Regions from separate parts of the Homo sapiens genome. Here regions 1 and 2 are each linked to region 3. The links are chromatin contacts, found by Hi-C or POLR2A ChIA-PET in ENCODE. All regions are on one chromosome and are shown on one strand. Each heading gives the region's core, a stretch centred on a gene start or an enhancer-like site at or near the end of the contact. The rest is flanking DNA. Distances are from core to core; before and after follow the strand shown. Region 1 holds the start of DLGAP5 (DLG associated protein 5). Region 2 overlaps LOC105370504 (a long non-coding RNA gene). Region 3 holds the start of CDKN3 (cyclin dependent kinase inhibitor 3).

What was found. A loop is a pair of places that touch in the nucleus more often than their neighbours do. ChIA-PET counts read pairs that join two places held with the same protein, here RNA polymerase II (POLR2A). Pooled maps may share reads with other maps.
Region 1: a loop to region 3 is called in a map of CD8-positive, alpha-beta T cell, with 27 times the contacts of the local background. The contact joins the promoter of DLGAP5 here to the promoter of CDKN3 in region 3. A Hi-C loop is called at or near these places in 3 of 168 maps with a recorded cell type or tissue (CD4-positive, alpha-beta T cell, CD8-positive, alpha-beta T cell and naive thymus-derived CD4-positive, alpha-beta T cell) and 8 of 50 pooled maps.
Region 2: a loop to region 3 is called in a map of OCI-LY7, with 2.7 times the contacts of the local background. The contact joins the enhancer-like site here to the promoter of CDKN3 in region 3. A Hi-C loop is called at or near these places in 2 of 168 maps with a recorded cell type or tissue (B cell and OCI-LY7), 9 of 37 single-sample maps with no recorded cell type and 5 of 50 pooled maps. POLR2A ChIA-PET finds 5 or more read pairs at or near these places in 2 of 52 experiments (HepG2 and activated CD8-positive, alpha-beta memory T cell).

What each region holds. Positions count from the first base shown.
Region 1 is chr14:55,189,399-55,192,959 of GRCh38, forward strand. DLGAP5 (DLG associated protein 5) reads right to left here and starts at 2,187. Exons shown (of 19, transcript NM_014750.5): 1 at 2,065-2,187. It overlaps LOC105370508 (a long non-coding RNA gene), which reads left to right and starts at 2,275. Exons shown (of 2, transcript XR_943888.3): 1 at 2,275-2,404. RefSeq lists enhancers at 1,377-1,930, 1,931-2,483.
Region 2 is chr14:53,618,681-53,622,369 of GRCh38, forward strand. All of the region lies in intron 2 of LOC105370504 (a long non-coding RNA gene), which reads left to right. Among named protein-coding and RNA genes, the nearest start is that of LINC02331, 230 kb to the right of the region's middle. RefSeq lists a silencer at 2,944-3,013. Within about 2 kb of position 1,476, at least 2 of the 41 ENCODE cell types and tissues checked have a DNase peak (open chromatin) inside an H3K27ac peak, as active enhancers do.
Region 3 is chr14:54,395,523-54,399,239 of GRCh38, forward strand. CDKN3 (cyclin dependent kinase inhibitor 3) reads left to right here and starts at 1,485. Exons shown (of 8, transcript NM_005192.4): 1 at 1,485-1,555. The coding sequence starts at 1,547.

The sequences.
Region 1 (3,561 bases), core at 937-3,436, 790 kb after region 3:
AAGAGAAAGCCAGTAAGTGATAGTCCAGAATAAAAGAGGCTCTGGGCTTACCACAGAGAACACTGCAAAAAGAAAAGCGTGAAATAAAGGTGAAAATAGGTTAAGTGAAGGACCATGTACACAAGGGTTTCCTTACCCATGATGAGGAATGCAGGTAGTCTAACATTTCTTCTAAAGCCAAAAGAAAACCAAAAACAAACAAAAACCCCACACCAGGTACCTATTAGTCATATAGGGATAATCAATAGGCAACCGGATACAGATAGAGTTGGATAGAGAGGCACAGGGCAAAGTATGTGGAAAGGAACAAGGAGCTTCCATGCTCTCTCAGGTAGCACCACTGTTTAGGAACCTTCATGTATTCACCTAAGAAGCTCTCCAAACACAGGTGTTTTTTTTTGGTTTTTATGGCAGCTTCATTACATAAGCATGAGTGATTAAATCATTGACCACTGGTGATCAAGTCAACCTTCAGCTCCTCTCCCCTCCCCAGAGGTTGTGAGGTGGGGCTGAAAATGCCAACTCTCGAGAAATCCTGCCTTGGTCTGTCTAGTGACCAGCCCCAATCCTGAAGCTATTTAGAGGCATCCAGCTATCAGTCAATCATTAGCATACAAAAAGGTACCACTTTGAAGACTCCAAGGATTTTAGTAGTTGTTTGCCAGAAAACAGAACAAGACCAAATATATAGTTCACAATAACCCTATCAGTTTGCTCCATTATTTTCATCCATACAAGAAATCATACAGTTTAGGCCGGCACGGTGGCTTAGGCCTGTAATCCTACCACTTTGGGAGGTCGAGGCAGGACTGCTTGAGCCCAGGAGTTTGAGACCAGCCTGGGCAACATAACACGACCCCGTCTCTATAAATTTTAAAAAAGAAAAGCCATACACACACACACACACACACACACACGCACAAAATCATATAGTTTAATTGGCACATGCCTTTTTCTTGGAAAGATCTTTGAGAATGTATTCAAGCAAAACAAAAGAGGACAATAAAGACGACGTCAGTAGATCCAACTAGGGAGAACAAAGAAAATTAGAAAGTTTGAGGGGGTCACCTGTGTAGCTGGTATAGAGAACTACCAAGCCAAACTGGAGAAAGGATACTGATTCTCAGAAGTCTTGGCAGTTAAAAAACAAAAACAAAAAAAGGTAAGGGGGAGGCTCTGTGATAGACACACTATGGTATATTCTTCAACAAGAATTAACTAAATCCACTAGAAAACTCCAGATAATAGAAAAATTGGCACAAGTAATGCAATACATTGTTACATGATTCTAAGCAATCAACAAAATATAAAAAACGAGAATCTGTCTGACCTGCATGCTAATAACATTCTCCTCTAAGACCCAAGGAAAGTGACAATGGACTGTGCTTTTCATAAAGAACTGTCTTCTACTATTTATCTCCTGCAATATTAATTCGCTAAAGATTGAAGAAAAATTAAGACTTATGTATTAAATACAGGATAGCACTATCCACAGCAAGAGAAAGAGCGAGCGAGGACAACATTAAAGGTACAATTATCAGAATAACCCTGAAAGGTAGTTAACTATTATCGCTCTCATACAGATGAGGTCAATTAACTGCTCACATTAGCATATCTAAAAGGTGGTGAAGCTGGGATCCCAAGCAAGGCAGCCCTGGCTCCACACACACCTAAATTTTGTTTGGCTGAGTGGCGTTTCCTCCAGCTTGAAAGTCCAGAATGCGTTAATCTTGCTTGACTAGAGGTTCTCAACCGGGCGTTTTTAGTTGCCATGGGACCTGGGAAGAGCTACGGGAATTTAATGTCGGAGCTAGTGAAGAACAGTTTCACCCCAAAGGTCAATTACGCCCCGGTGGTGAAACGCTGACTATTACAGAGGTCAGGGCAAACATATGGACTCTTCTAAAGGCTCGCATTATCAGCTTCGGGAAGGGCAGGTAACACGGTCCTAAAGGAGCCTGCCTCTGACTTGCTCCCGCTCGCAGCCCCCGGTCCTCAGACCCTTCTAGACCTTCAACGGAAGCGGGCCAGTGTTCTCCGTCCAGCTCTCCAGCACCCACCTACCTGAGCCACCTTCTAGCGTGAAACCTCAACCAAACAAAAAGTAAAGAACACTCGGTCTGGACGACCACCGCCGACTCCGAAGCAGGAACCCTCACAACCCGAGCCTCCACGAAATTCAAACTTGCCGCACCGAGCCGCTGATTGGAGGGGCTTTAACCAACACTTCCGGGGAAGATCCCACCCCTTCCACTCAACGAGGCTTGCGATTGGTTTGCTCCGTGCGATATTTGAATTGATTGAAAGGTGAAGGGCCAGTTCAAAAGATGGGTGAGAGAGGGAAAATAGGCGGGACCGCGACGCGGGATGAGAAGGAGTGGAGCAGTCGGGGCGCTCACGTCAGGTGAAGGGCGGGAGTGGGCGGTGGAGCCCGAGGGGTGAGGCTGGGTCCCTGGCAAAGCTGGGCTGCGGGAAATCTCCCCCAGAGCTCGCAAGGCTTTTTTTTTTTTTCTTTTTTCTTTTTTTTGAGACAAGGTCTCTGTCCCTTAGGCTGGAGTATAGTGGGCACCGACCACTGCTCACTGCAGCCTTGAGCTGCTGTGTTCAAACCATCCTCCCACCTCAGCCTCCCGAGTAGCTGGGACTATAGGCGCGCACCACTACGCCTGGCTAACTTTAAAAAAATTCCGTAGAGACAGGGCCTCACTACGTTGACCAAGCTGGATTCAGGGCTTTTTAATGTCCTTGTTTAGTCACAGAATCTAGCAGACCTTCTTGGAATGTTTTCTTTACTAGACGTTTTAAAGAAAAGGCTTACCCCAATTATCAAATCCTTACATAGTTTAGCGTTACTTTTCAACGTCGCCAGCCCCCCTCCCCTTTTTTTTCTTTTTTAGTTCATTTTTTGTTGAGGCGAAGTTTTCGTATACAGTGAAAATAATAGTTTTTCCCCCCCAGTGGACAATTTGATGAGTTTGGTAAATGTAAACAGCTGTGTAACTACCACCCAATCAGGACGTAGAGCATTTCCATCACTCAGAAGAGTGGCCTGTTTCTTTCCTGTCCATCTCCCACCACATCAGCAACCACTCCTCTTATTTCTAGCACTATAAAAATGAAGGTGATAGGTACTCTTTTGGGTCTGCGTGAACCAGAAGTTAGTAGTGTTTGTTATTGAGAGGCATTCCATTGAATACTTTATGCATTCACCAGTTGATGGATTTGTATTGCTTTCAATTTTTGGTGATGATGAGCAAAGTTGCTATAACCATTCTCGTACAAGTCCTTGTGGGCATATTTTATTTATCTTGAGGAAATACAGGAGTGGAATTTCTGGGTCATTCTGGGTATGTTTAACTTAAAATTTTTTTTTTTTTTTAGAAGCAGGGTCTCTCCGTCCCCCAGGCTAGAGAGCAGTGGCACAATCATAGCTCATTGCAGCCTTGGCCTCTTGAATAGCTGGGACTATAGGCGGGTGCCGTCACCCATGTCTAACTTTGTAAGGAATTGCCAAGCAGTTTTCCAAAGTGGTTGTACCATTTTACAATTCCCACCAGCCAC
Region 2 (3,689 bases), core at 226-2,725, 780 kb before region 3:
AGGAACGTAGGTGGCTTTAAGGAGTTGAGAGAGGCCCCTGGTTGATGTTAGCAAGGAAAGGGGAATGTCAGTCCTAAAAGCAGGAGGAAGTAAATTCTTCCAACCACATGAATGAACTTGGATGTAGATTCTTTCCAGCGCCTCCAGATAAGAGCTCAATCTGACTGACCCCTTGATTTCAGCCCTGTGAGAACCCAGAGTAGAGAACCAAGTTGAGCTCACCTGCTCTACGGAAGTGTGTGATAAGTGTTGTTTTAAGGTGCTAAGTTTGTGATAATTTGCTATATAAATTTTTTTAGTAAAATGAAATTGCTGCAACTTCCATTGCCTTCCATTGCCTGAAACAAATAGGAATAGAAAGCAAATATGAGTGCTTACTACATTGCAGAAAAGACTAGAACCAAGAAAGTACTATGCTGTGGAAAAGACTAGAACCAAGAAAGTAAGGTGGATTACTCTTAGCTTTCAGGTTATGTCACACAGGTTGCCACCTGAGGTCAGGAAATAATAACTGGCCCACAGCCTTGAAGCTGGTGCCTAGAGGTGACCAGCCAGCTACTATGTTGGTCACATCTGTGGGAGCTCATACTCAAGTCACCACCACCACCATTGACAGAGGAAGAGGCATCTCTTGCTCTCTTTCCCCTTACAGATATCTCACAAATGAATTTCATTGTCAAATGTAAGTCAAATTCAGAACCTTGGTGGAAAGCAAATCTGGGATATGTAGTTCCCAGGCTTCTGGTGCCTGAGATAAAGGGGAACATATATAAAGGTGGGGGGGGATAATGCTGATTGACCATGAATTTTACCCAATATGGCTCTTCAGACTTTCAAGATCCCTTTAAGTCAGCATTCTCATAGGAGTTATTATTTTCATTTTACAGACCAGAAGACTGAGCTTCAATTGGGTTAAGTATCTTGCCAAAGTTTCATAAATGGTATGTAGCAAAACCGAGAGTAGAACTAAATCTCTTTCTCCCCAAGCCTACATTTTTCAGGCTCTGCAGCTGGCGATGGCCTGCAGATGGAATTTATATTATTGGCTGACAATTGGGCCATGTAGACTCAACTGAGAAGGCAATGGAAGTTGCAGCAATTTCATTTTATTAAAAAAAAAGTTCTCCTGGTAAAGGGCTGCTATTAGACTCTTGGAATCCTGTCCAGCTTCATCTTCTCCTCCCTTCTGTCATCCAAGCTTCCTCCTTGGCCCACATTCCCTAACTTTGCACACAAACCTTGCAATGTATGCTCTGATTTCTGGGTTAAATTTGGTGAAGGGCATCCCCTGCTGTCCTTTTACCTGGTGAATACATGGAATTGGCCCTTCTCCTCTGCGTTTAGGGTCTCACTGCCCTCCCTCATTAGTTGGGATCTGGCGCTGGGCTATGAGCAGCATCAGTAGTATCCTCTACTAAAGGGAATCATGTAGCATTTCCCCCAGACAGCTCTATCTTCCCTGCATACCAATCCAATTACAAACAAATTGGGCCACAGGCTCAAGCATGAGAGCAATTTGGCCTTCTCTCCTCTACTGCTGACAGCTTTAAATCTGCTCCCTTTAAAAACTCAACTCCAGGAGGGGATTTTAGCACCCAAGCTTAAGAGCAGTGGGTGCAATTATCCCAAATATCAGGGTGCCGAGAGACTTAGAGGAAGAGCTCCAGATAATATTTTTCAGGGAAAAAAAAATTAAAGAGACAGGTTCTTTGGGATTTCCCCATGGCTGCAGGTTAGAGTCTTGGAGGCTGGTCTTTGCAGGTCTGTTATTAACTTGGCCTGACTTGATCGGCTCTCTCTGGATTCCCTTTTCCTCTCTGGCTGGTTGCCTTTTCTCTCCTGGACTCTGCCTTAGTGGTGAGGAATTCATTCCTAGGTTTCTGGAGGGAGAGAAAGAATGTTTCAGCTGTCTTTACTATGCCTTAAAAGACATAGTTTTTTTTTTTTGAAACATATGCTCATAGTTTGATAGAGCTGAACTCACATAAAAGCAGAGCATCTTCATATGGGGTGACAAGTGGACAGCCCACCTCTTCAGAAAGCCCAGGATCAGCCAGGCTTTCTCCCCATGATGAATCCCATGGGCAAGCTGCTGGGGGAGTTGTGTGAATTTGCTCCTTCTGCCTTTTAAAATGTCCATTTAAATGTACTTTAAATTGAAAATCCAACGTAACTAGAAAGAAAAACAGATATGAAGTAAGATTGTACATGTAGGGTTTTTTTTAATCAAAATTTTCCAAGTTCAGGTTTTCTTGAACTGTAATTATTGTGGGTTACATCTTGGCATTGATGCTTAACGTGCTACCTCCCTTTCCTTTGCCTTTTTGAGGGAAAGATCATTTGCCATTTTCTATCATCACACCAGCCACACTTTCCACATGAGGACCCACTGGGGTTTCTAGGGAAATTCACTTGAGTGAGGTGCCCAGCTGGCTGTGAGGCTGGGGCATTTCCCTTTTCATCCCCCATCAGGGGGGCCTCTCCTACACAAAGTTTGCCTCTCCCACACCACTCTTCTTTTCCCAGAGGTGTCTCCAGTGATTTCTAGGATGATCTAGAAGAACTTACTGAGATCTTTAAATAGTGAAGTGAAGTGGGTAGGTGCATTCTCTGCTCTCATGGAGTCTAGGGCCCCAGAGGGAAGCAGATAGGTATGGCTATTGCAGGAAGTAAAAGCAGTGCTGGGATGGGAAGAAAGGTGCCAGGAGAGCATGACAACAGGGTACGTAACCCCAGCTTAGCAGGAAGACTTCCTAGAAGAAAAGGCCATCAAGCATAAATATGTTAATAACATTGCCACAGTCTCTGTGACGGGTGTCAGAAACTGACTCAAGTAGAGAATAAAAGTGAGTGTCGCTAAGGGGAAATCCATCAAGGGAGAGCCTTCATGGGATCCACTTGGATGGACTGCAACAGTACCATGGCCATGCCAATGGACTGTGCAGCTGCACTTTGATGGCCTTTGACTCTCCATCACTAAGTCAGTCAAAGGGCCAGAGCTCCTCCTCCTTTATTTCCTGTCTCTCTTAAGCAACAGCTGTGTAACTCAGTGCCTCTTGATGGGGAAATGTTGAATAGGAGAGAGGAATCCCTAGAGGTCTGTGTGGTGAGGGGAGTGGGAGATGAGGCTGGATTTTCCTTCGGCTCAGTTATGGCACCTGCCTCACTTCATCTGAGCTTTCAGCCCTCAGGTCATGATAGAAAAGAAGATGCTGGGATCATCCTGTCAAACTGTCAAATTTGGGGGTGAATGAAATATTCACTAGGGAGCTCCAAGAAGCCAGAAAACTCGTATTTACTTTCAACTGGGGAGAATTTGAACCTATGTCTCCAGATTTGTAAGTCCAGGATATTAATTCATTGTGACATCTGGTCCTTCTCTTTGATATTTTAAAAATAGGCTAGAAATAGAATTGTGAATCCATGCTCCAAAGATTCTGGGAAAGAATGCAACTCTGAATGTATCTTGTTTATCCAGCAGGTCTGGTCATTTGTGTAACACGATATTTCATCCATTAGATGCTGTAAGCCAAATTCTAGTGCAGGGTTTCCATTTTGTTTAAATTGTCTATGAAAGAAAAGAATGTGGGAATGTCTGTCTTGCCATTTTCAAGGACTGTGGTGGCACCAGTAGCTGGCTTCTGGCTTCTAGTTTTTGCTACAGCCACTGGAAAATTTAGGACTCTCTC
Region 3 (3,717 bases), core at 235-2,734:
GGGGTAATTCTGCCAGTAGACAGCCTTCAGACTTTACATGCAATATTGGCTCTTCTTTGTTCTACAACAGCTTTTGGACTCGAAGTACAGCCTTTCCTGAGTCTCCAGCGCACTGGCCTCCCCCCATCAGATTTTGGACTCTCCAAGCTTCCACAAGCACAGGAGCCAATTCCTTAAAATAAATCTGTTTCTATATCCATATATACACATCCTATTCATTCTTTATCTCTGGGCAACCATGACTAGCTAATACAGTCTCTAAATCAAACTGTGGTACCTTCTTTACTAAGGAATTCCTTCTAATAGCTCTATACCCATTGGCTTTCACAACATGAATCAGGGGTTGAAATTTCTGCATATTTTTCTCAGATCTGCTCCAGGCGACTTCCTTTCCCATGGCTAGTTAAATGGGGACTGGAGAAGGCGGAGAAATACTCACATTTTTAAAAGATTACAGCTAATTATGTAGACACACTGGCCCTTAGACCTATCTTACCTGGCATTTTATAATTTCCCTTTCACACAATATAATTTAATTCATATTTGGGGGACAGGAATATTGATCTACACTGTAACTTGTCTAGTTTCTGGAACGATAAACTAAAACTTCAAGCATATAAAATATGTTTATACTCTAAATTTTTAGTTTTTTCCCTAGTATTTGTATGTCTAGATATAATTACAAAGTCTATGTGATGTTTTTCATGTGACGATCCAATACAGTGCTTCCCTGAGCCCTTAAAAAATAAAAAATAAAAATACAACTTAAAGAAACAAAAACTCCCTACCGTAGCCGCTACAAGGGAGGCTAAGGCGGGAGGATTGCTTGAGGACAGGAGTTCGAGGCCAGCCTGGGCAACATAGTAAGACTTCCGTCACAAACACAAAAACTCCCAACCCGGGTTCGAGACCAGCCTGACCAACATGGAGAAACCCCGTCTCTACAAAAAATACAAAAATTAGTCAGGCTTGGTGGCACATCCTTGTAATCCCAGCTACTCGGGAGGGTGAGGCGGAGACTCGCTTGAATCCGGGAGGCGGAGGTGGCGGTGAGCCGAGATCGCGCCATTGCACTCCAGCCTGGGCAACAAGAGCGAACTCCGTCTCAAGAAAAAAAAAAAAATCACCTCCCAACCGTATGGACCACGCTGACATCCTGCCATCAAGAAGCAAAGCTTTCCAGCGTCCCCCAAGCGCTAGGGCCGCCTTCTGACTCTTCCGCCCCGCCTCCGCCCCCTGCACTCTCCCAACTGGCGGGAGGAGGGCGCCCTCCCAGCCAATCAACGTCCCACAGGGCCCGCCTCCCGCGCGTCTTTCAAAGGTCTTCTAGGAACCAGTCAGCGATTAGAGGCCGAGTCTTCGGCCACCCAAAGGCGGAGTAAGAAACCAGAAGCGGATCTGATTGGTTGCTGGAAGACGCCGCGCCCACCTCACAGAAGGACGAACCAGTGAGCTAAGCTGCGGGGCGCGGGCTCGGCCGGGGCACCGGTGAGTCGCCGGCGCTGCAGAGGGAGGCGGCACTGGTCTCGACGTGGGGCGGCCAGCGATGAAGCCGGTGAGTCGGACGTGCTGGGGTTTGGAGGAGCGAGGCGGCAGGGACGCAAGCGGTCCCGGGGACCCGATCCTGGGCCGGAGGGCAGCCCTAGCCTGGTAGCAGTGCGACTGGCGCCGTAACCGTTCTGCGGGTCGGGGAGGTGACTCGCACGGGCCCAGCACGGGCACGAGAGACGAAGGAGCAGGGTCGGTGGCCGACGAAGGAAAGACGGACATTCGCTGTGCACCTGCTGTGGGCTGTCACCTGTCCCCTGCGGGGTCTCATAAGCCTCCCAGCCGCCCAGCCAAAGAGGGCCGAGCCTCGTTGTACCGAGGAAACCGAGCCGAAGAGCTTGAGTGTCAGCGATGAGTGGGCGCGATACCCCAGCCCCGAAGGGTGGCCGGGCGCTACCTGCGCCCACAGGGCCTGGGGAAACCTTGAGTACGAATGCCACGCCGCGGCTTGTGGGCGACACCACCGCTGTCACCATGCCCCAGGGCCACCTGGCAATGCTGCTCTTTTCCCGTGACGTTCAGAATCACAGGGCCTGGGGAAGCAGAAACGTCCAGCTCTGTTAGGATTAATAAACCTGGTGAATGGGCCACACAAATTTGAAATATGAATCATCAAAGTTGCTTTAAAGAAAAAACAGATGCAGGCAAGGAGCTGAAGATCCCCCACCTAACCCATATTTCCTACTGCCCGGCTTGACAACCTACTGGAAGCCTTTCCTTTGGGTGCAGTTGATTATAATACTTCAGATAGAGCCAAAGCAACAGAAATCCATAGCCTAGGGCCGGGTGGTGTCTCGCGCCTGTAATCCCAACACTTTGGGAGGCCAAGGCGGGCGGATCACTTGAGGCCAGGAGTTGGAGACAAGCCTAGCCAACACGGTGAAACCCCGTCTCTACTAAAAATACAAACATTAGCTGAGCGTGGTAGTGCACGCCTGTAGTCCCAGCTACTCGGGAGGCTGAGCCACGCAAATAGCTTGAACCCAAGAGGCAGAGGTTGCAGTGAGCGGATATCACGCCACTGCCCTCCAGCCTGGGCGACAGAGCAAAACCCTATCTCAAGATAAAAGAAAGAAAGAAAAAAAAGTCCGTAGCCTAAATTAGCCGTCCTGTGATCTTCTAGTACCAAGACCGTTGTAGAATATAGCTTCAGAGCTAGAAAGAGCATTAGGTGCTTACAATTGCTAATCCCTATGTTGCCATGTGGAGGGACATCAGCTGTCCTTCACTCCTGGCCTCTTTCTCCACCTGTCCCCATTGAGTTATCTGATCCCCGAGTTTGGAAGGAACTGAACACCAGTATCTCAACTTTTTCTTTCCTTCTTTCTTGGGATCTACCTGCCTGCCTGCAGAAGGTGCTTTCTGGTCCACTCTCTGGCACACAGGAGCCCCAGACTGTCCATGGCCACCTGTGACTGGGTGGATACATTTGTCTAATTCTGGGGTGAACAAGGGGCAAGCCCACGTGGCAACAGCTTTAAGCTGCATACTCCATTTGATATACAATAATAAAACTCCATTTCTTTATCTTTCAATTGGTTTCAACTAGGGAGTGAGAAAAGGGTATGGGTTTTGTTCTGTTTTGTTTTTGTTTTTCTTTTTCTTTTGATTCCTTAAAATTTCAACAAGGAGTGTAGAAGTCTTCCATGTCAAAATGCTGCAGGATTAAGTTCCAACTGCTTAGATCAGCATACGAAGTCTATCTCAATCTCTCTAGTCTAGTGATTCATAAAGTTGGAGGCAGGTTATTTCACCTACACCACCCCCACCAAACTACTAGGCCATGTGGGGATGTTTTTTGAGAAAAGGGGTGGGCAAAACTACTTCATCTCCTCTACTCCATCTCTATTTTGATATCACAGTTCCTCAATACACAAGCCCTTGGCTTAACTTCTTTCCTTTCTTTTTTCTTCTTCCTTTTTTTTTTTTTTTTTTGGCAGAGTCATGCCCTGTCAGCCAGGCTGGAGTGCAGTGGTGTGTTCCTGGCTCACTGCAACCTCTGCCTCCTGGGTTCCAGGGATTCTCCTGCCTCAGCCTCCCGAGTAGCTGGGATTACAGGCATGTGCCACCATGCCTGGTTAATTTTTGTATTTTTGGTAGAGCCAGGTTTTGCCATGTTAGCCAGGCTGGTCTCAAACTCCTGACCTCAGGTGACCTGCCCAACTTCGC